Regions from separate parts of the Homo sapiens genome. Here region 1 is linked to region 2. Evidence: chromatin loops called from intact Hi-C (ENCODE). Cell type or tissue: dorsolateral prefrontal cortex. All regions are shown on one strand. Each heading gives the region's core, and the rest is flanking DNA. Links, peaks and the distances in the headings are about the cores only.

Region 1 (10,693 bases), core at 1,641-9,640, 230 kb before region 2:
TGGTATAATATACCAACAAATTAAATTTATTTCAAATTACTTAAAATTATTGATGAAGAATTCTAGATGAATAGAAATTTTTTTTAAATGATAAGAACAGGAATGTAAAGATGGTTTACACCATATACAAGAGGAAACAGATTAATCAGGGGATGCTTAAAACTCCATTTTATTCAAACTGCATTCCACAAAAACCATTATTTTAAAAATATTTTTCTTTCTATTGTGATTAATAAGATTTAAACATAGTATTTTAGACATTCAACATAGTATTAAGTTCATATCTGCAAGAACCTAAAATTATTTCTCAGAATTTAAATTTGTTGTCAATTTACAACATAATGGCAATATATTTCTTTGTTTTAGTAGGTAGGATGATGATGCTTATGTGTCAACTAGACTATAAATCCCACTTATTTAATCAAAGATTATAGATATGGTTAACACCTACCATCAAATGACTTTAAGTAAAGGAGCTTCATCCAATTAGTTGAAGGCTTTAAGAGCAAAAACTGGTTTCCCAGAAAAAAAGGAATACTCACGTAAGGCTGCAGTATGAAATCCTACCTGAGTTTCCAATCTACCAACCTGTCCTACAAATTACATTCTTGCTATCCCTTACAATTACATGAGCCAATTCCTTAAAATATATCTCTATATTTTATCTATGTCCATGTCTATATGTCTCCTGTTGGTTCTGTTCTCTGGAGAACCCTGACTGATACAGTAGGTGTTAATCACAATCACATTTCCATAGGTCATTAAGATTGGCTAAGCATTATCATTTAAAAGAGTATTTAGGCTGGGCCCAGTGGCTCATGCCAGTAATCCCAGCACTTTGGGAGGCTGAGGCGGGTGGATCACTTAAGCCAGGAGTTGGAGACCAGCCTGGCCAACAAGGCGAAACCCCGTCTCTTCTAAAGATACAAAAATTAGCCAGGTGTGGTGGCACATACCAGTATTCCCAGCTACTCGGGAGGCTGAGGCACAAGAATTGCTTGAACCTGGGAGGTGGAGTTTGCAATGAGCTGACATCGCATCACTACACTCCAGCCTGAGTGACAGAGAGAGATTCTGTCTCAAAACCAAAAAGGTTCTTTAGTTTCCTATTATAACTTTGTTAATTAAAATGAACTCAGCCAGGCGTGGTGGCTTACGCCTATAATCCCAGCACTTTGGGAGGCCAAGGCGGGCGGATCGCCTGAGGTCAAGAGTTTGTGACCAGACTGGCCAACATGGCAAAATCCTGTCTCTACTAAATATACAAAAATTAGCCAGGCATGGTGGCGGGTACCTATAATCCCAGCTACTTGGGAGGCTGAGGCAGGAGAATTGCTTGAACCTGGGAAGCAGAGGTTGCAGTGAGCCGAGATCATCCCACTGCACTCCAGCCTGGGCGACAGAGCAAACAAACAAAACCTCATGTGGTATTCAGATAATTTAATTAAACAAATGGGTACAGATATCTCAGTATATCCAAAGTACTGTGGCTTTTATTTTTATATGTATATATGTGCATGTATATGAATGTCACAATGAATAATTCCTCCCTTCAATGTGGAAAAGATCTACATGTAACCACAGAGTAGTATCAAATTAGTAATAGACACATGCATGGAATGATATCATAGACCAGAAGAAGCAGAGATTCTCTGTGACTGAAGTGCAGTACATTTGAGAGAATGTGGAAATGAGGTTGGATGGGTGAGTGCTGGTTGAATACTGGATGTTCTTGAATGCCAAGCTAAACCGTCTGCACTTAAATTTATGACAAGGCATCAACAGATGTTGAGTAGGATTTTACATCATTTGAAATGCTGTTCCCCAGAGAGCACTGGAAAAGGAGGACTGGAAAGGCAAGAAATCAGAAGCAGGGGCTGGAAAGCCTCAAAAAAAAGCATATAAAACCTTCAAATTTTATAAATTTGATGCTTTGAGTCTTGTCTATTTTACAATATTGTTACCTCATTAATATTACCTAAAAAGTCAAACAGATCAGAGATACATAGATATGAATCCTAAAAATAAACGTGCTTAAAATTGTTATTCTTAAAAAGAGTAAGCATTCTTTAAAATGCTTCTAGAAAATGACAATAAATACTGAGCTTTTACCCACATAGAAAATATACTTAAGGAAAATAATATCAAGCCAATATAAAAAGTATGAATATATATTTGTTTTGACATTGCTAAAAATAATTTTTAATGATAATATATTAACATATACAGAATTTGTGTTTTAGACATTTGTTGAATACTTACCTCCTACATAATAGGTATGATGCTAAGTACTGTTGATAAGCTTTTAAGAGTTATATAAAGCAAGAATTTTACATAAATGGAGGTCACACACACTATAACTATGGCGCTTCTCTTAATAGAGAAAAAAATAGTACCTCGTCTGCTTAGTTGTTAAACTTTTTGAATGATAATTTTGGGTCAGACAGAAATTGTCTGTCTCAATACAAGCTTAAAAATACAATTAAACATAAAATTCAAAGATGAAAGGATAAAAGCATTTCTTTTGTGGTCTTATACTAAGAAATGTATACATGGAACTTCCTATATTGTATTGGAAGGAAAAGATGACTCTTAAATAGCCATCTCTTACTGTTTTTCTTAATTTTCTCATGTAAAAAATAATAAAGAATTATTAGATCATAGTTTATTTTCAAGGAGTCTGAAAGCTTTCACTAGCAGGTGCTCCTATATTCAAGAACTTACAAAATGATAGATAAAACAAAAAATCGCAATAGAACACTGTGGAGCCTTTGATTTTAAATGTATATAGAAATGCACCTAGATATTTTATATCTATCACTTTAACTTTTACTATAAATATATACCAGAAAAAATTATGAAATTACTTGGTAAGCATTGATGAACACATTTCTAATAACCAGCATGAGTTCATACAAAAGAATTCTTGTCATTTTTCTCTTATCTTTTTATAAAAAAGTGATCTGCAGGGTAGTGTGGCCATCAATTATAATTTATCTTGCATTAGCATGGTATTATATTCTGCTTTATTTGACTGCCATCAATATATAGTATATATGACATTACTTACATCGGCTAGTATAATAAGCTAGGATATGTTTTTCAGATTGCAAGTAATGACCCATTAATGGATTGTGAGATCAATTTTGGGGGCCAAGATTGTATTTAAGAAAAGAGAAATAGAGAAGAACAGGTGCCATAGAAATAAAGATAAAACAGGTAAGACTAAGTACCATTTCATGAGTAACTTTTTTGGGGGGTTGTGTATGTACAGGGTTAATATATATTAATAAAATTCATATTTTAGTAGAGATTGCAGATGATTTTGTCCGAAAAATTCAAGCCGAAGGGTCACACTCAGAGAAAAGTCATCAATGTATCACTGTCAACCTGAGTTGGAGTTCCACAGGGAAGTTGCACTGGGGTCAGCCCTGGGTGCAAGGGATATTTTAGCATTTTGTCCGTGTCCCAGATAATGAAAAGTAGAGCACACTGAAGTTGCCGGTAATATTCATTAGGGAAGATGGTAAAGTACTAGAACCTTCAGAGAACTGGGGTTTCACATTGCCTTTGTACTTGATAAACTGACCAAAATACATAATTTTTTTCAAGTTCTGGCTACATATTTGAAAGGATATGCAATTTCTAATTATCTCAAAATAATTCAGGGTGTCATAGGATTTACATAGGCCAAACTTTCTAGGGATTTAAAAAGTGTTGTCTAATTCATTTATGTACTAACGAAAAAATGATAAGTATGTATAGATTTATTTTTAACATTTTAACATTTTCTTCAGAACATGTACTTGGAGTAATAAGCAATTATATTCTGATCTCAGTACTATGTACCATATACAGGTAGAGCTCTGGGAATTTATAAATTAGCTACTATATTCATTTCAGAGAGATTAAAATAATGTGCCCTATATGTCGTTGACAGCTTCAAGTAGTCATCTAATAGAATTCAGTCTCTTACTACTTCTATGCTACTTATTACTATTATGGAATGTGATATTAGATAAGAATGATTTACACAGTTGGCATCACCATTGATCTTGTTATTTTCCTCATGGATGCCTTTTCCTAAGAAAATGTTTTCCTTAGTTGAACAAAGATAGTTCCTAACATAACCCAGCAAATGTTTCTTCACTTGATATTTTAATGTACAGTTCTCAGCAAAGTATCATGATCGTTTGATAGAGACTCTTTCTAACATACATTTTTTCCCCACTTTCTTGGAGGTAAACTAGAAGAAAACAACTTTCATGTGTGGAGTCATGCTAGCAACAATGTTATGAGTTCACCATGTTCCAGTACATCAGAATAAGCACCTTGTCTACTCTCTACTTACCTTGCTACATGATTAATTACAGGAGCAAAGTTGGTGGGCCCATATAGTTGTACAGATTTCAGACTCCTGTAATAAGCCTCCATGACCCCCTCAATGCCATCACAGTAGGGGTTTTGAGGATTCCCATTCTGTAGAAATTTATAGGCAAAACAAAACAAAACAACAGTAAAAAAGTAAATCTCCATGAAGATCAATTGAAAGAGATGAGAATAATACACGTTGACACTCATATTTTTTGAGGAACTCTTATTCATAAATTTACAATAGCAAAAAAATAATACATTAAGTAAGTGATCAACAATCGATTATGATATATTATGTAGATAATAACATGATATAATGTACAATCATTAAAAATCTATACTCTTAAAAAATGGCAGAAGAAAATTTTAAATAAGAAGTTGAACACCACAACAGCCTAAAATTAATAGTATCTTAATTTACACAGGTTTGGGTACATGTGGAGATAAACATATAGAAATCCTAAAAAGAAGAAAACCAACGTATTAATAGTGGCTACCTCTGGGTGGTTAGATAACTGATAACTTTACTTTCATCCTTTAACCTATTCTCTATTTTTCCAATTTTTCTGCAGTGAACATGTATTAAAATTAGAAGAAATAAATGCTATCAATTCAAACAATTTTACCTGACAGCAGAAAAAATGTAAAATATCTGCCACATGAACATTTTCAGGCCACAATTGATAACTCCAAGTAGAGAAGGAGTCAGAGGGAATATAATTTGGTGTGGGGAATATCAAGACAAGGCAAAAGGAAAGGAATAAAAAAAAAATCCAGGTCATTAAAGGGAAATGGAGCTTGTTGTTAAGAAGCTCTTATTCTGGGAACAGCGCCCAGAAAGGCAACTTTAACCCAAGCTCTTATTCTGGGGACAGGACCTGAGGCAACTTTAACCTGAACACCTAGGCTGGCTTTTTCACACCTTAAATGCCCTGTCATTATTAGGTTTAATTCTCCTAGTCCAAATTACACAAATAACACAAGACCATGTATTAGTTATCTATTGCTATGTAACAAATTACCCCCAAAGTTATACCCTCTGTATAGTGGCTTAAAGCAATGAACATTTATTATCTCACACATTTTTGAAGTCTCAGGAATCCAGAAGCAGCTCAGCACGGTGGTTCCTGAGCAGGATCTCTCATGAGGTTGCATTGAAGATGCCGACCTGGGCTGCAGTCATCTGAAAGCTTGACAGTGGACAGAAGGATCTATTTCCAAAAAGGCTCACTTACATGGCTGTTGGCAGGAGGCCAAATGGACTCTCCACAGGGCTGCTTGAGTGTTCTCATAACATGGCAGCTAACTTTCCCCAGATTGAGTGATCCCAGAGAAAGGGCAAGGACAAAGCCCCAATGCCTTTTATGAGCCAGTCTCAGAAGTTACACATCATTACTCCTACTTTAATCCATTTTCTAGAAATGAGTTACTAAGTCTAGTTCACACTTGAGAAAAAGAAGATAGCCTCCACTTCAGGAAGGGGAATATCTAAAATCATGTGTATATTTTTTTATGCACTAGTGATACTAACTACATTTAAACAGAGTTAGGAATAATTTTAGCATACATGTTTTTACTTGAACAATCACAAGTAACCAGTAATCTATAACTAAAATTTATTGAATTCTATATACCAAGTTTTATACTAAAATATTTACATATATAACTTCCATAACTTTAAAAATGTAGGACTGCCATTAACCCCACTTTATAAAGAAACCAAGGCAATGAGAACTTTGATACTGTGTCTAAGGTCACACAACACGAAGAGGAGAGCTAAGATTTAAACGAGGCAGTCTAACTCCAGAGCTCAATTTCTTAAACACCATTATGCTACCAAATTACGAAATGCCAAGACTTTCTTTTTTTTTTTTTTTTTTTTTTTGTGAGACGGACTCTTGCTCTGTTGCCCAGGCTGGAGTGTAATGGCCGGATCTCGGTTCACTGCAACCTCTGCCTTCTGGATTCAAGTGCTTTGCCTGTCTCAGCCTCCCAAGTAGCTGGCACTACAGGCATGCACCACCAGACCCAGCTAATTTTTGTATTTTTAGTAAAGGCAGGGTTTTGCCATGTTGACCAGGCTGGTCTCGAACTCCTGACCTCAGGTGATCCACCCGCCTCAGCCTCCCAAAGTGCTGGGATTACAGGCGTGAGCCACCGCACCCGGCCAAAATGCAAAGCTTTCTACAAGGCTGGGGAGCTTAGGAAACGGGGCCAAATGTTACCAACTACTTCAATTTTATCATTCGTGACAGAGGGATTTATATCCACTTTTTTTCTTTTAATTTTGTCTTTTCTTCAAACATTTTTATTAACCCTCATACATTTTTGAAAGTATAAAAATAAAAGCCTGCTTTACATTATAAAACTGGTTGCATGACTTGGCTGAAAACAGAATGTAAAAGATAAGTTTAATATTTAGCACAAAGCAGTTAGTGTTTTGATGTTAATCTGAGCCGACCTATTTAACATTCCTTTAAGGTTTTATGGTGCTCTTTTCCCTTGATAAGGTATGAAGCTAATTAAAATTAAAACTCATTACTGATTTTGGGCATATAAAAATGTATTATATATCTACCTTAAGGGAACAGTTACAAACTAGGGTAGTCCTGAGCTACTTTTATTTTTTAACATGTTGATTGGAGGTTTACGTTTTGATGAAACTGTATGTTATCACTATTTCTCTGGAATTGAAACTACAAGGTCACCATTTTTCTCTTCTTTGAGAATGGAAAGGTAATCATTAGATGTTCTATTCATCAACATGGAATGTTTAATGATTTATGAATTAGTCCTACCATAATAAGTTGCTCTAAGGTTTCCTCATATGTCTTAGACGATAAGAATACCTTATATAAAATTATGCCTTCTTTTTAGTATATGCTCTGGATTATATCAGGATTATTTAAAATATTTTATAGCTACTAAAATGAGATTTTCTTCTTAATAAGAAAGTTGTAATGAGTTATAAAAAGATTTTTAAGTCTGTTACTTGCACACACCTTTATAGTGGCACAATTTGCAATTGCAAAAATATGGAACCAGTCTAAATGCCCATCAACCAATAAGTGGATAAAGAAAATGTGGTGTGTGTGTGTGTGTGTGTGTGTATACTACAATTCTACTCAACCATAAAAAGGAATGGAATAATGGCATTCACGGCAACCTAGATGGAGTTGGAGACCATTATTCTAAGTGAAGTAACTCAGGAATAGAAAACCAAATATTGTCTGTTCTCACTTATAAGTGGGAGCTAAGCTATGAAGATGCAAAGGCATAAGAATGATATAATGGACTTGGAGACTGGCGGGGAAAGGTGGGAGGAAGGTGAAGGATAACTCAGTGACCACTGCTCAGGTGATGGGTGCATCAGAATCTCAGAAATCACCACTAAAGAACTTATCCATGTAATCAAAAAACACCTGTTCCCCCAAAACTAGTGAAATAAGTAAAAACATTTTAAATGTGTTTAAAAACTCATTTCTTGAAATAATTATGCAGGGAATCAGTTATTGCTTGTTAAAACAAATTAGAATAAGTCCAGTTGTGGTTCTGACACAAAAGTAAAACACAGGATTTTTTAAAAAATAAGCACATTTAATTTTGTTGTTTATTAATGAAGAGGGCAATGGATGCCTTATTTCATATTTCCCTCCTAATTAACAACCTTTCCATTTATAAAATAACACATGTTAACTTGTAGAACACATAGAAAAGCATAAAGATCTGACTTTAAAATGATTAATAATCTCACCACTCAGACTTAAGTGGGGAGGAGTGCCCAGCTCTTACCCATTTTTCCTCCCGTTTAGCTCCCTCAGGGATTGTGCTGAGGGTGTGGATTCATCTCCATGCAAGAAGTCTGTCATCTCTGTTGCTGCCTGCAGCCTGTGACAGTTTTCAGCAGGGCTAACAAGCTGACAAAATACTGAAAAGAAGCTCTTAGGGGCTGTTGCTCTACTCTGAAATGTGACTGTTGCTTACTGTGGGAAAAAGCTGAGAGAATTCTTCCTTTTATTCAATGAACAAACACCTATTGAGCTTCTGTTTTATATACAGTACAGTGTTAAAGACTCTTAGTTATTAAATTACTGGTGCCTACTTGGCAAAAAAATACATACACATAAATATTAAATTGCATACATTTGTATAAATGCCAAAATAAGTGAAAAGCATGCAAGTGCATTTAGGTATTTCCCAGGAGAAATCACTTGGACAGGTGTAGCGTTTCTCTATTGGTCCGCATGGAAGACCTTCTTTTAAGGACCACTGGCCACAAGCTCATTAGAAATACCTCTACCAGAGCTCCGCACTATTGCGTTTTCAGTTATAAATCCAAAAGGAGTCATCAAGAATGATAATGAGAGGAGAGCAATGACTCATTCTTTTCATAACCATAAGTCTTGAAATGGTAATATTAGGAAATTCTTCCTTTCCTCTCCCATTCCTTTTCCTTTTCTCATAGTGTGTCTCACATAAAAAGCTGGGATTTACTGAGACCTTTTCAAACGAGCAAAGCTTAAGTTCAACATCTGTACTGGCCAAAACTTATACACTGGGGGTAATTTAAGTTGTTAAGAAGACTCCCTTGCTATCCAAAAGAATTATGTGAATGTGGTGAGATAAATAGGTTAATGTTAGAGAACATATATCACAAATTCATACCATGGAAATACGAGGGTTTATTAACATCAGGTAGTTCATGAAAGACAAGACTGTCATGAAACTGAACTTTTTGTATTTGTCATTTTCAGTACCTACAGATAGATATTGCAGTGACTTAGGATGAGCTTAACACAGAATACTTCAGCAAGAATGAAATCAAATACTATCTCACTAAAGACCTACTTAACCCATATCTGCCTTATTTATCCAACAAAACAGAAGTGCTTTGAAAAAAATTAAAGTAATATAATCATTCGGTAATATTAAAGTTGAGGCATTATCATCAACATAATCATTGTTGTTTTCATCGTCAATTTGAGAGGCTATTCTTCATAGATTTAAAGGGGTATGATCTCTATTCCATAAATGTTCGAATTGGGCTCAAAGAACAGACTATGGTGTAAATAACCAAAAATATATATCATTCCTTAGCAGTAGATACTTGTATAGCTTTGGTTACAAGGGGTAAATGTGGAGGTAGGAAAAGCAGAAAAGGAGAAAAGTGGAGGGGAGGAAAAAGGAAAAAAATACACACTAGTGGAGGAAGAAATGTATGGAGAGAAAATTAATAAACCTCTCATTTAGCTTAACACAATTATTCCTTTTCTTAGGCTTTAAAATAGCTCATGACCTTTTTCCTGAGGCACTTCAGACTTAGAATCACATGAGTGATTTTCATGGTTTTATAAGTTTCTGGGAGATTTTAATTTTCTAAGACACAACAAAATCCCAACAGATACTCATTTTTATGACACTGGGAGTGTGGCATGTGGGCTATTTCATGGAAGAAAGAATTAAGCCCTCCAGCAACCTCTCTAGAAATTGTGTGGGTGATGGAATAGAAAAGTAAGAATAAATACAAAAATAAAAATGTAATACTCCTCTTAAAACATTTGAGAAAGATGAAATTTTATATAAAAACTTATATAAAGGTACATATATCATGGTGTTAATATAAGCATGCATCCAAGAGGTGAGATTACAGGTGCTTTTATAAGATGGGGTTTAGCTGTAGTTAAGAGCATGAATTCTAAAATAAGACTGACCTGGGTTCAAGTCCTGTCCTTTGGGACAATGGTTAACTTCTGAGCCTCTGAGTTGAGTTATACAACTCCTGGGTGCACTTTTCTCACCGTTGGTAATGAGATTGGCAGTTTCTAGAGCAGTGCAATGTGTCAGCATGAAATATTTACCACACAGGAATTTTATGAAGATTATATGAGATAATGAGTATAAAGTATGTGACTCGATACTCAGTAAATACTCAGCATTGAGTCAAATACTATTTCACTGAAAACCTACTTAACCTTTGTCTGTCTTATCCAAAAGAAAAACAAAAGTGCTTTGAAAATTTTAAAGTAATATAATCATTAGAGATTACTGAAGTTGAAACATTATCATTAACATAATCATTCTTATTTTCATCATCAATGTGGGAGACTATTTTTCATAGATTTAAAGAGGTCTGATCTCTCTGTCTTATTCTGTTTGTGCTATAAGAGAATACCTGAGATTGGGTAATTTATACACAATAGAAAAGTACTTCTCACAGTTTTGGAGGCTGGAAAGTCCAAGATCAAGAAGTCAGTAGGTTCAGTTGCCTGGTAAGGGCTGTATCCTCACATCGCAGAAGGCAGGGCGAGCTGAGTAAGGC
Region 2 (10,693 bases), core at 1,034-9,033:
TTAATCCACTTGCAGCCTCCTGCCTAGAGAATCTATAGAGGCGGGTGAGAGTGTGTAGGTGCAGTCTTGCCGATTCCCCTGCCGAGTGTACTTCCCCTGTTTCTTCTTGCTTTCCTTTCCTGATTTCCCCACCCACCGCTTTTTCTTCTTTTTTTTTCCTTCCTCTTGTCCTATTACAAATTAAACTGTAGTTTACTGCGATTTGGAAATGCCCTAAAACCCCAGGCATTTCTATTATGCTGCTCAAAGTTAATTTGGCATAGAGATCTAGGTTTTTTTTTAAGCTCACCAGAATTTTACTTTACAGAAGCCTACTGAAGAGATGAAACTTGAGAACTTTAGTAGTCAACATGTGGGATACTTACATCCAATTTGTTTCCACTTCAGTGAGGTATAACATATATAATGAACTGCACTTAAAGTGCATCCATCATTCGATAAATGTTGACTCATGTATCTCCCTGTGAAGCCATCACCAAAATCAAAATAATGAATCATTCCATCACCCAAAAGTTTTCTTACGTCGTAATCAGTACCTCCTTTCATCACTGAAACAACCCTCTAAGCAACCACTGATCTTTATGTCACTATAGAAGAGTTTGCATTTTTAAAAATTATGTATGTGGAATCATAAAGCAGGTAGTATTTTTGGTCTGGCTTCTTCCACTAAGCAAAGTTCTTTTGAGATTCATCTATGTTAGCATCAATAGTTCATTCTACTTTTTAAATATTTATTCATATATACAAAGAAATAAATTTTTAATTTATTTTAAATTAATAAATTTCATTTATTTAATGAAATAAATTTTTAATTTATTTCATTGTATATATGCGCTATAAATTGTCCATTCACCTGATGATGGACACTTTGGTTGTTCGAACTTTGGGCAATTACAAATGAAACTGATATGAACATATATGTACAACTCTTTCTGTGGACGTATGTTTTCATTACTTCTGGGTAAGTACCTAGGAGTGGAACAGCTGGATCATATGGAATGTGTATGTTTAACTTTTTAAGAAACTATTAAGGCCAGGTGCGGTGGCTCATGCCTGTAATCCCAGCGCTTTGGGAGGGTGAGGTGGGCGGATCATGAGGTCAAGAGATCGAGACCATCCTGGCTAACGTGGTGAAACCCTGTCTCTACCAAAAATACAAAAATTAGCCGGGCATGGTGGTGTGCGCCTATAGTCCCAGCTACTCCGGAGGCTGAGGCAGGAGAATCTCTTGAACCCCTGAGGCAGAGGTTTCAGTGAGTGGAGATTGATCGCGCCACTGCACTCCAGCCTAGGGACAGAGCGAGACTCTGTCTCAAAAAGAAAAAGAAACTATTAAACTTTTTTTTCAAAAGAGTTTTACTACTTTTCTTTACCACAACAGTATATAAGAGATCTGGTTGCACACATCCTTGCCAACATTTATGATGGTCTTTTAAATTTTAGCTTATCTAACAGATGTGTAGTAATATCTCATGTGGCTTCATGACAAATGATGTTGAACGTATTTTCCTATGTCTTTTTGCTATGTGTATACGTATCTTCTTTGGTGAAGTGTCTTCATATATTTTACTTATTTTTTTATTATGTTGTTGGTTTTCTTATTTCTGAGTTTTGAGAATTCTTTATTCTGTATCCAAGACCTTTATCGCATGTGGTTTACAAAATATTTTCTGACAGTCTGTGGCTTGTGTTTTCATTCTCCTGTCTATCAAAGAGAAGAAGTTTCTAATTTTGATGAATCTAGTTCTTCAACGTTATCTATTATAAATCATAATATTGATGTCAAAACTAAGAAATATTTGTCTAATGTGAGATCACAAAAATTATCATCTTCTATACTTTCCCCTAAAATTTTAGTTTTAGGTTTTACGTTTATCTCTATAATTTATTTTGGTTTTTCTAATCAAAGTTCTCATTTTTACACATTGTCATCAGATTTTGCTAGCACCATTTGTTGAAAATACTACCCTTTTTCATTGAAAAATCTTTGCATCCTTTGCCAAAAATTAACATATATCTATGAGTCCATTTTTTAGACTCTATCCTATTCCATTTACCTATTTGTCTTTCTTTAAGCCAATGCCACAGAGTCTTGATTACTATAGCTTTAAAATAACTCTTAAAGTCAGGTAGTATAAATTTTCCAACTTTGATCCTCTTCAAAATTGTTTTTTCATTTTTAATCCTTCTCATTTTCATATAAATTTTAGAATCAGCTAGACAAGGTCCACAAAAAGTCTTGTTGAGATTTTCATTGGGGTTGCATTGATTCTATGGACAAATCAGAGAATAATTGACATCTGATCCAAATTTATCTTCTGATCTATGAACATTATATATCTTTCCATTTATTTAGGTCTTCCTTAATATATGTCAGCAGTGGAGTGGTGTGCTTAAGGAGAGAGAGACTTGGAAAAATACAGACCGAGAACAAGGCCATGTGGAGATAGAGGCAGAGACTGAAGTTGTACCACCAAAGGCAAAGAATATCAAGTATTATCAGTAACCACAGGAAGCTGGAAGAGGCCAGGAAAGGTTTTTCTTAGAGACCTTGGAAGGAGCCTGACCCTGGAACACCTTGATTTTAGACTTCTGACCCTCAAAATTGTGAAAGAATAAATTTCTGTTGTTTTAAGCAATTCGGCTTGCAGTAATTTGTTACAGCAGCCCTAAGAAAAGTAATACATATCGATAACATTTATTATTTCCATTTTGCTGACTCTTTCAAGTTCTGTGCTTATAAATTCATCATAGTGAAGTAAGCTTTAAATGATAAAACTTTGAAAGTATACTCAAATTCTGTTGCTATAGTTAGCACAATACAGAAAGGAATATAATTTTTAAAAATAAATTTTAATAATATAAATATAAATTATGACATGTCTAAACTTTTATTTTGGAGATTTTATAATAAAAAGTTTATATTTATTAAAATTCATTTAAATTAATAACATAAAGCCCTTGGAATATGCTAAAAATCAAAGATAAGTTACATTTACTATAACGTAATAAACCATCATTCACTGAATCAGTGATTTAGCAGACATTAATTCAATGTCTGCTATGCACTAGGCACTGTACTAGATCTAAGAGCTAAAGCTCCTTCTGGCACTTATAGACCAAGTAAAAGTTAGCAAGGAGATACATTATTGGGTAAAGATTATACTGACTGAGTCATCGAGCTCTGTTTTTTAAATAGTTTCAACTTTTAGATCTCTGACGTACATGTGCAGGTTTGTTAAATAGATAGATTGTATAATGTTGAGGTTTGGGATGCAAATTATCCTGTCACCCAGATAGTGAGCACAGTTCCCCAAAGTTTGCCTCCATCCTTCCCATCCCCCTCTATCAGTCCCCAGTGTCTGTTGTTGCCATCTTTATGTCCATGAGCACCCAAAGTTTAGTTCTCACATATAAGTAAGAATGTGCAGTATTTGGTTTTCTGTTCCTGAATTAATTTTCTTAGAATAATGGCCTCCAGCTGCATCTGTGTTACAAAGAACATGATTTTGTTCGTTTTTATGGCTGTCTAGTATTTTGATGGTGCATATGTACTACATTTTCCTTATCCAATCCACTGTTGATGGGCACCTACATTAATGCCATATCTTGGTTATTGTGAATCACGGAGTTCTTTTCATTTCTGAGATTTTATTATTTCACAAGATTAGAGAAGACTTCAATTTGTAAATTCAATGATTATTAACCATTATTTTCAGAAGGACTTATTTACAAAATAGCTTGGTTAAGGAGAGGCTAATGAGAAAAACACATGAAGAGAAAGACCAAACAAACAAGAAAACAAAAACAAACAAAAAAAAAAACACTGTTGAGTCTCCAATGAGAGCAACAAAACAGAAAGAAGGGAACATACTTTTTGAAGAATGTCCCTGAAACAGTGTATGCTTATAATATAAGGATAAAATATATTTACCTTGCCTGGCAAGTGATGTATCAGCTCACACATAATCCAAAACAAATTGGACTGAGCATTTCTTCAGGGTATAGCTTCATCATGGAACATTTGCGCTATTGGCTCCAACAACTATCCTAGCCAAAGATAAGTCAGAAATACCAGCATTGCCCTATGCTCACCTTTAAAATACCCTCAGGAATTGAAGAAAATACATAGTTCTCTAACCTCTGTGGATAGCTTTATAATTACTTTAGCTAGTTGACCTGCTCTATGAAGACACAGCTTAAAATAAAATAAACTTATATCACAGCAAAAATGGGCTAGTTGTTTAATTTTAGGGAGTGACAGATGAGGGAAGACATTGTGATGAGTGGCCAAAACATGTTTTCTGAGTACCTGCCTTCTCTCTGGATCAAATAACCACCTGGTTTTAAACCGTACAAAGTGGATCAAGTATGTAAACAATTCAATCATTTCAAACATTCAAATTGTTAATATCACTAATGCTGTTTGCTTAAAGTTACCTTCGTGACCAAGTAAGATCAGTGTCTCACCAACCTCATAAATTACCACCTTGCTAATAGCTAAGACAGTCGGAAGACTATCACTTTTAAAATCAACTTTAAAATACTACAAATAATAACAGAGTTAAGATCTGTCATGAATAAGTGTCTAGGGACAGTAAATCCAATATTTTAATCAAGTAACACTTTTCTAAGGGACCATGTATGATTATTTAGGTAAACCTAGTCTCAAGTAAATGTTTCCAAAGTAAATTTTACACTTAAGAGAGCACATAGAATGCAAAATCTTTTCAATTTCAGAATTTCACACTTCATATTTAAGCATATAATTTATTTCACATGATGTTTTGAAGGTCTTGGGTTGGTTTGGATATTTGTTTTCCATTATCACAGAGTCAACTGGCTCCACCCACTGGCTATTCAGTAAAGGGAGGCCATAAACTTGCAAGAGTTAAGAGAGAGTGTAGATCAGGAAGGTGACCAAACGGAGGTTAGTTATTTTACTATAACTGAATCTTCTATTATTTTTAATGATAATACTTCAGCTATCTATTGTTGCATAACTAGCCCTCCAGCATTTAGTCATGCAAAACAACATGATTTTACTCTTTTTCATGATTCTTTGGGTCAGAAATTAGGGCACGGCTTGGCCAGGCAGTTCTGCTCCATGTAGCATCAGTTTGGGTCATACATATGGCTGCATTCAGCTAGAGGCTGGCCAGACTGGAAAATCCAACAAGGCTTCATTCCCATGTCTGGCAGCTCAGTGCCTTTCCCCCAAGTAGCTGCTCTGTGGTTTCTCCTCCTTCTCGAGTCTCTCCTGAGCTTCTCCACAACACAGTGGCTGGCTTTCCCAGAGCCAAAGTGGAAGCTGCCAGGTCTCCGAAAGCCTCGGCCCAGAATTGGCACAGTGTCACTGATTTCTAATTGTCAAAGCAAGTCTCAAGGCCACTGTAAGGAGTTGGAGGGAGCGGGGTGGCTGACTTGACTTACAGGGTAGAGCAGCATGCACGTATTATGAGGGAAGGAATTGATGGCAGGCATCCTTGGGGACTACCTACTTAAAATAGTCAATAGAGGCTAAAATAGCATGTATCCCCCACTTTAAAAAAAAAAAAGACATTCATATTTTTTTTTCACTAGTTTAGACTTTTTCTAATTGAAAAGAACAAATACACTTAAGGAACCAGAAATCTCGTAGCATACATTGTAATGAGTAGGCTCAGAGTAGTGAGCAAGTATTTGTCTTTAAGAATTGCTGTTATGCCAACTATAGGCTGAACAGTGGGGGTGGAGGAAGAAATATAGAAGACATGAAGGATATCTTCCCTCCTTCCAAGCATCTTAGAGTTTAGTGTGAGACCCAGCTTCAATTCATTGCACCAATAAAGAATATGAAAGAGCAAGAGGTAAGCAATGATTTGTCATGAGATAATGTGATATAGACTAATGTAATTGATGCTCAAGGGAAGGCATATTAATGAGAAAGACAAGCTATTAAAACTTTCCTGGAAAAATGGGACTTGACACTTTCCAACAGGTAAAAAAAGACAACTGACCAATATAGAAAAGGGTTACAATATAAGTAAATATAGAAGTAAAATTAAGTACTACATATGTTTGCACAGTAGAAAGACAACCAAACTCACCAAAGAAGTGTGCAAATTTGGATAGACAGCACAAAGTTATCTTAAAAGATCTTGTAATTAAAGTGAGGATATGTAAAACTTTCAGCAATCTAAAATTATACAATTCTGAACTGTAGTAGAGTAGCCATGAGTCACAAGTGGCTATTTAAATTAATTGCTATTTAATAAAATTTAAAATGCAGTTCTTCAGTTGCACAATTAGGTGGGTGCAAAAATAATTGCAGTTTTTGCAATTAAAAGTAATGGCAAAAACTGCAATTACTTGTGCACCAACCTAATACATTTCAAGTGCTCAATATCCACACTTGGCTATGGGCTACCCTATTGATAGACAATTTCCTTTACTCTCTGAAGTTCTTTTTTTTTTTTTTTTTTTTTGGGAGATGGAGTCTCACTCTGTCACCCAGGCTGGAGTGCAGTGGCATGATCTCACCTCACTGCAACCTCCACCTCCCAGGCTCAAGCAATTCTCCTGCCTCAGCCTCCTGAGTACCTAGGATTACAGGTGCATGCCACCATGCTCGGCTAATTTTTGTATTTTAGTTGAGATGGGGCTACACCATGTTGGCCAGGCTGGTCTCAAACTCGTGTTCTCAGGTGACCCGCCCACCTCGGCCTCACAAAGTGCTGGGATTACAGGCGTGAGCCACCACTCCCAGCCTACTCTCTAAAGTTCTATTGGATTGTGCTGACAACCTATTCTACTTCCTAAATATTTCTTAAATCTCCTCAACTTTCACATTCTCTCATCCACTCCATTAATGGTAGACATTAGTTTAGTCTATGGTCATCTTTCACCCCGGTGAATGCAGCACTCTCCTACCTTGTCTCCCTGTTTCCAGTCCCCTCCTCCAATCTTCTCTTCATTCCATGGCTAGAATGCACTTTATAAAACATTAATCTGATCTTGACAAAATCCTTCCTAAATTGTTCATACCACTCTCCTTGTCTGTAATACTCCTCTCTGCCTTCCTCTTTCGCTAACACTTACATATTTGGCTCCAAATCAGATGTCACTACCTCAACAAAGTCTTTTCAGGTACTTCTGAGTCTCAGTATTCTTACCTGTTAAATGATACCATTATGTGTGATATACAGTTAGTGAAAATTAGAGAAAATGTATGTAATTCATTTAGCACTTAACACTTAAAATGAGAGTAGTGATGCTGATTATAGTGATGACCATAATTTGGTGGTGATGGTTTAAACCCTCTGGCTCTATTTTCTTACGTAAGCTTCCCAGAGGAGCATTCCAAGTGTCACCTATCTCCCAAGTAATAATTTAAAATTACTTATGTAGCTTATATGACTAAGAGGCATCTACATTCACTACAGTTCAGCCACACAGCCTTCCTTGAACTATTCTAACTTACTTTGCCCCTCTCCTTCTCAAAGCTTTTAAACTGTACTTCTTTTTAATTCTGTCTTACTTGGCCAACTCCTATTCAGTCCTCATGGCCTACCTAAAATGTCATTTCCTCATGGAAGTGTTCAATAAATACTCTCATTTGCATTGCTTTTTAAACAATGAATCTAGCAGGACAACTTAATGCATAGAGAAGAGACATATATGAAATCTGAGGATTCCTTTATCTAATAAAGAAAATAGCAGTATGTTTCTTCTAGAGTTGTAGACATTTATTTGAATATAATTACTCAATGATACCCAGCTAACATTGAGAGACTTCCTAGAATAAAGCCTTTACTCCTTGAAATCCAGATGTCTTTGAAAGGGGCCTGTCCATAAGAATTTTACAGGGATATTTTTTCATGATTATTAAGTACAGAACAAGACTTATTTTTTATAAATATTTTCAACCTCTAAATTTATCAAAAATGTCTTCTAAGTAGCTTTTCACTAAATTTGCTAATTCAGAGAGTTTGATTTTTCAAGACTGCTGAAAGAAATCCATTTGCAAGAATGAATCAGAAAGGGCAGGCATAAAGAATTCTGAAACTTTTCAAAAGAATACAAGAAAAAATACATTCTTATAAAAGGAGTATGAAGTCGAAAATATTTTGCGTCTACAGACACCTTCCTAAATGCCCAAAATAAGCAATAACTTTTAACTATCATAGTTAGAATAAGCATTGTTTGACAATTTGCTTAATACCTATTTCTCCTGCTAGTCATTGAGCCTCAAGGGCATAGGGGTCCATCTGTCTCACTCATTGATTGTCCCTTGCACTCAGTGTACACCGATGTGAGTGAGGTGCTATGTGGCCAAGGACTGTTAAAAGTATCTAAATTCACTTTGATATGTTTAGTTCAGCAACAGCTGAGCACTTGGATGGACTGTCCAACAGGCATTTGGGACTGGTGAGAGGACAAGATTGTTGATATTGGAATCAATAGCTTAGAATTAGCAGTTGATGCCAAGCATTTTGGTGAGTACTCCAGGAAAGAAAGGAAAAGAAGAAAAATAATGCATATCTGGCCTTGGGAGAGAAGGACAAAGAAAGGTCCTACCAAGGAAACAAGTTGGGAAGAAGCACGTGGACAAACAGGAAAAGAAAAACAAACAAAAAACAGCATCAAGACACTAAATAAAAAGAAGAAGCTATTAAGGGGAAAGATGTCAATGGGATCATTGTGGTAGAAGCTGCAAAGGCCACATTTCTGCCTTGTTTTTGTTGTCCCTGTGGGTTGCCTCACTCTTTTTCTTGGGCAGTTACCAATGTTACAGAATCCTCTAAAGATTTTCTGTAATCATCCAAGGACTGTCTTTCAGATTCTTCTACCAAAATGTCCTAGAAGCCCAACTGTAGCTCCTGCTGTGCTGTCTTGAGAATAAAGCCCACCCTGCTTCACATGCTATTAATCCAGAAAATAGCTCTTAAGTAAGCAACTGCATGGCTGAGGACCTCATATAGGAACAATCCCCTCTGGCCTACTATAGCCAGATGTATGAGGAACTAATGCCTCATTTCCAAACCTGATTTAGATCGCTGCTAGAGCAGGGCAGATAAGCATTAATTAGTATGTGGTCAGAGTCTGCTCTGGTTTCTTTCCTGCGTGGATAATTAGAATGTGCAACCATGCAAAAAAGTAAAAATTTTGCTGGAAACTAGGGAAATAGAGACAGAGAGGAAAAAAAGAATATAAATCTTGGGTGTTTAGTAACTTGTTATAATTGACATTCTTATGAGCTAACCTAGGCTTTTTGGTATATTTGAAAATAATTATTTTAATTAGAAAATGTTAAAATACTACAGGACCTTTCTCTAACTGTCCAAGAGATTCAGGCAAAACTTGTAATTCACAAAACAGTTTTTCATAGTAAAGTTAATTGCTGTTAAATTTACCATAATTTTGTGATAACAGATGCAATATTCTTTATTGAAAGTTCAAATAATTAAATTGTTATTTCACAAGTGAGTCCCTTAGAATGTTGTAAAGTTTGGCTGGGTGCAAAGGCTCACACCTGTAATCCCAGCACTTTGGGAGGCCGAGGCAGGTAGATCACTTGAGGTCAGGAGTTCGAGACCAGCCTGGCCAACATGATGAAACACCATCTCTACTAAAAATACAAAAATTAGCTGAGCACGGTAGTGGGAGCCTGTAAGTCTCGCTACTTGGGAGGTTGAGGCAGAAAAGCCTGATACAGAAAAGAACAAACTGATATACTGGACTTCATCAAAATTAAAAATGTTTATTATTTGAAAGACATTCTTAAGAGAATAAAGACAAATCACATAGGAGAGGAAATATGTTGCAAAACATATATCTGATCAATGACTAGAATATATAAAGAACTCAAAACTTAATAACAAACCTAACAACACAATTTGAAAAACTGAAAAAATGTTTGAACACACACTTCACCAAAGAAGATATACAGACAGCAAATAAATACTTCAAAAAATGCTCAACATCATTAATTGTTATAAAAGTGCAAATTAAAATCACAGTGAGATACTAGAGCACACATATTAGGATGGCTAAAATAAAAACAATTGGCTATACCAAGTATTGGTGAGGATATGGAGTAACTGGAACTTTTATATACTGCTGGTGGAAATGTAAAATGATACAGCCGCTTTGGAAAACAGTTCGGAAGTCTGGACGTTTCTTAAAAGTTAAACATACACTGGTCATATGATGTATGAGTTTAACATACACTCATCATATGATCGTATGATGTAGCCATTCCACCACTAGGTATTTGCCCAAGTAAACATATATTCATACAAAGATATATACATGGATGTGCATAGCAGCTTTATTTGTAATACTGAAAAAGCAAAACAGTGGAGAGTGATGGCTATAATGATAACCTTGATTGTGGTGGTGCTTTCATGGTTGAATACATATGTCAAAATGTATCAAAATGAACAATTTAATTACATATAGTTTATTGTATGTCAATAATACCTCAATAAGGCTTTTAAAAAAAATGCACACACCATTTAACCTGGCATTTCCAATTGAGGAATCCATTGTACAGAAATGTTTGCAAATGTGTGAAATTATATTTGCCTAAGGTTACCTATTATACCAGTTAACAATATCAAAGACTGGACACAAATTAAGTGTTCATCAGTAAGGAATTTGATAAATAAAGCATGTTTCACAGTTGAATATGAGGCAGGCATAATAAAGA

Evidence for each region. A loop is a pair of places that touch in the nucleus more often than their neighbours do. Peaks named below come from ENCODE experiments on the same cell type or tissue, not always from the same donor. Only the 100,000 strongest peaks of a DNase experiment are listed, where the experiment ranks them.
Region 1: it touches region 2 in a loop (8-fold over the local background); 5 of 110 quality-filtered maps call a loop at or near these places.

What each region holds. Positions count from the first base shown.
Region 1 is chr12:38,681,139-38,691,831 of GRCh38, forward strand. It overlaps CPNE8 (copine 8), which reads right to left. Exons shown (of 20, transcript NM_153634.3): 16 at 4,352-4,479. Among named protein-coding and RNA genes, the nearest start is that of CPNE8, 220 kb to the right of the region's middle. In dorsolateral prefrontal cortex, for the core only: no CTCF peak of the experiment used is centred there; a DNase peak (open chromatin) is centred at 5,615.
Region 2 is chr12:38,906,954-38,917,646 of GRCh38, forward strand. It overlaps CPNE8-AS1 (CPNE8 antisense RNA 1), which reads left to right. Exons shown (of 2, transcript XR_007063275.1): 1 at 1-44; 2 at 2,357-2,639. Among named protein-coding and RNA genes, the nearest start is that of CPNE8-AS1, 6.6 kb to the left of the region's middle. RefSeq lists an enhancer at 1-182. In dorsolateral prefrontal cortex, for the core only: no CTCF peak of the experiment used is centred there; no DNase peak of the experiment used is centred there.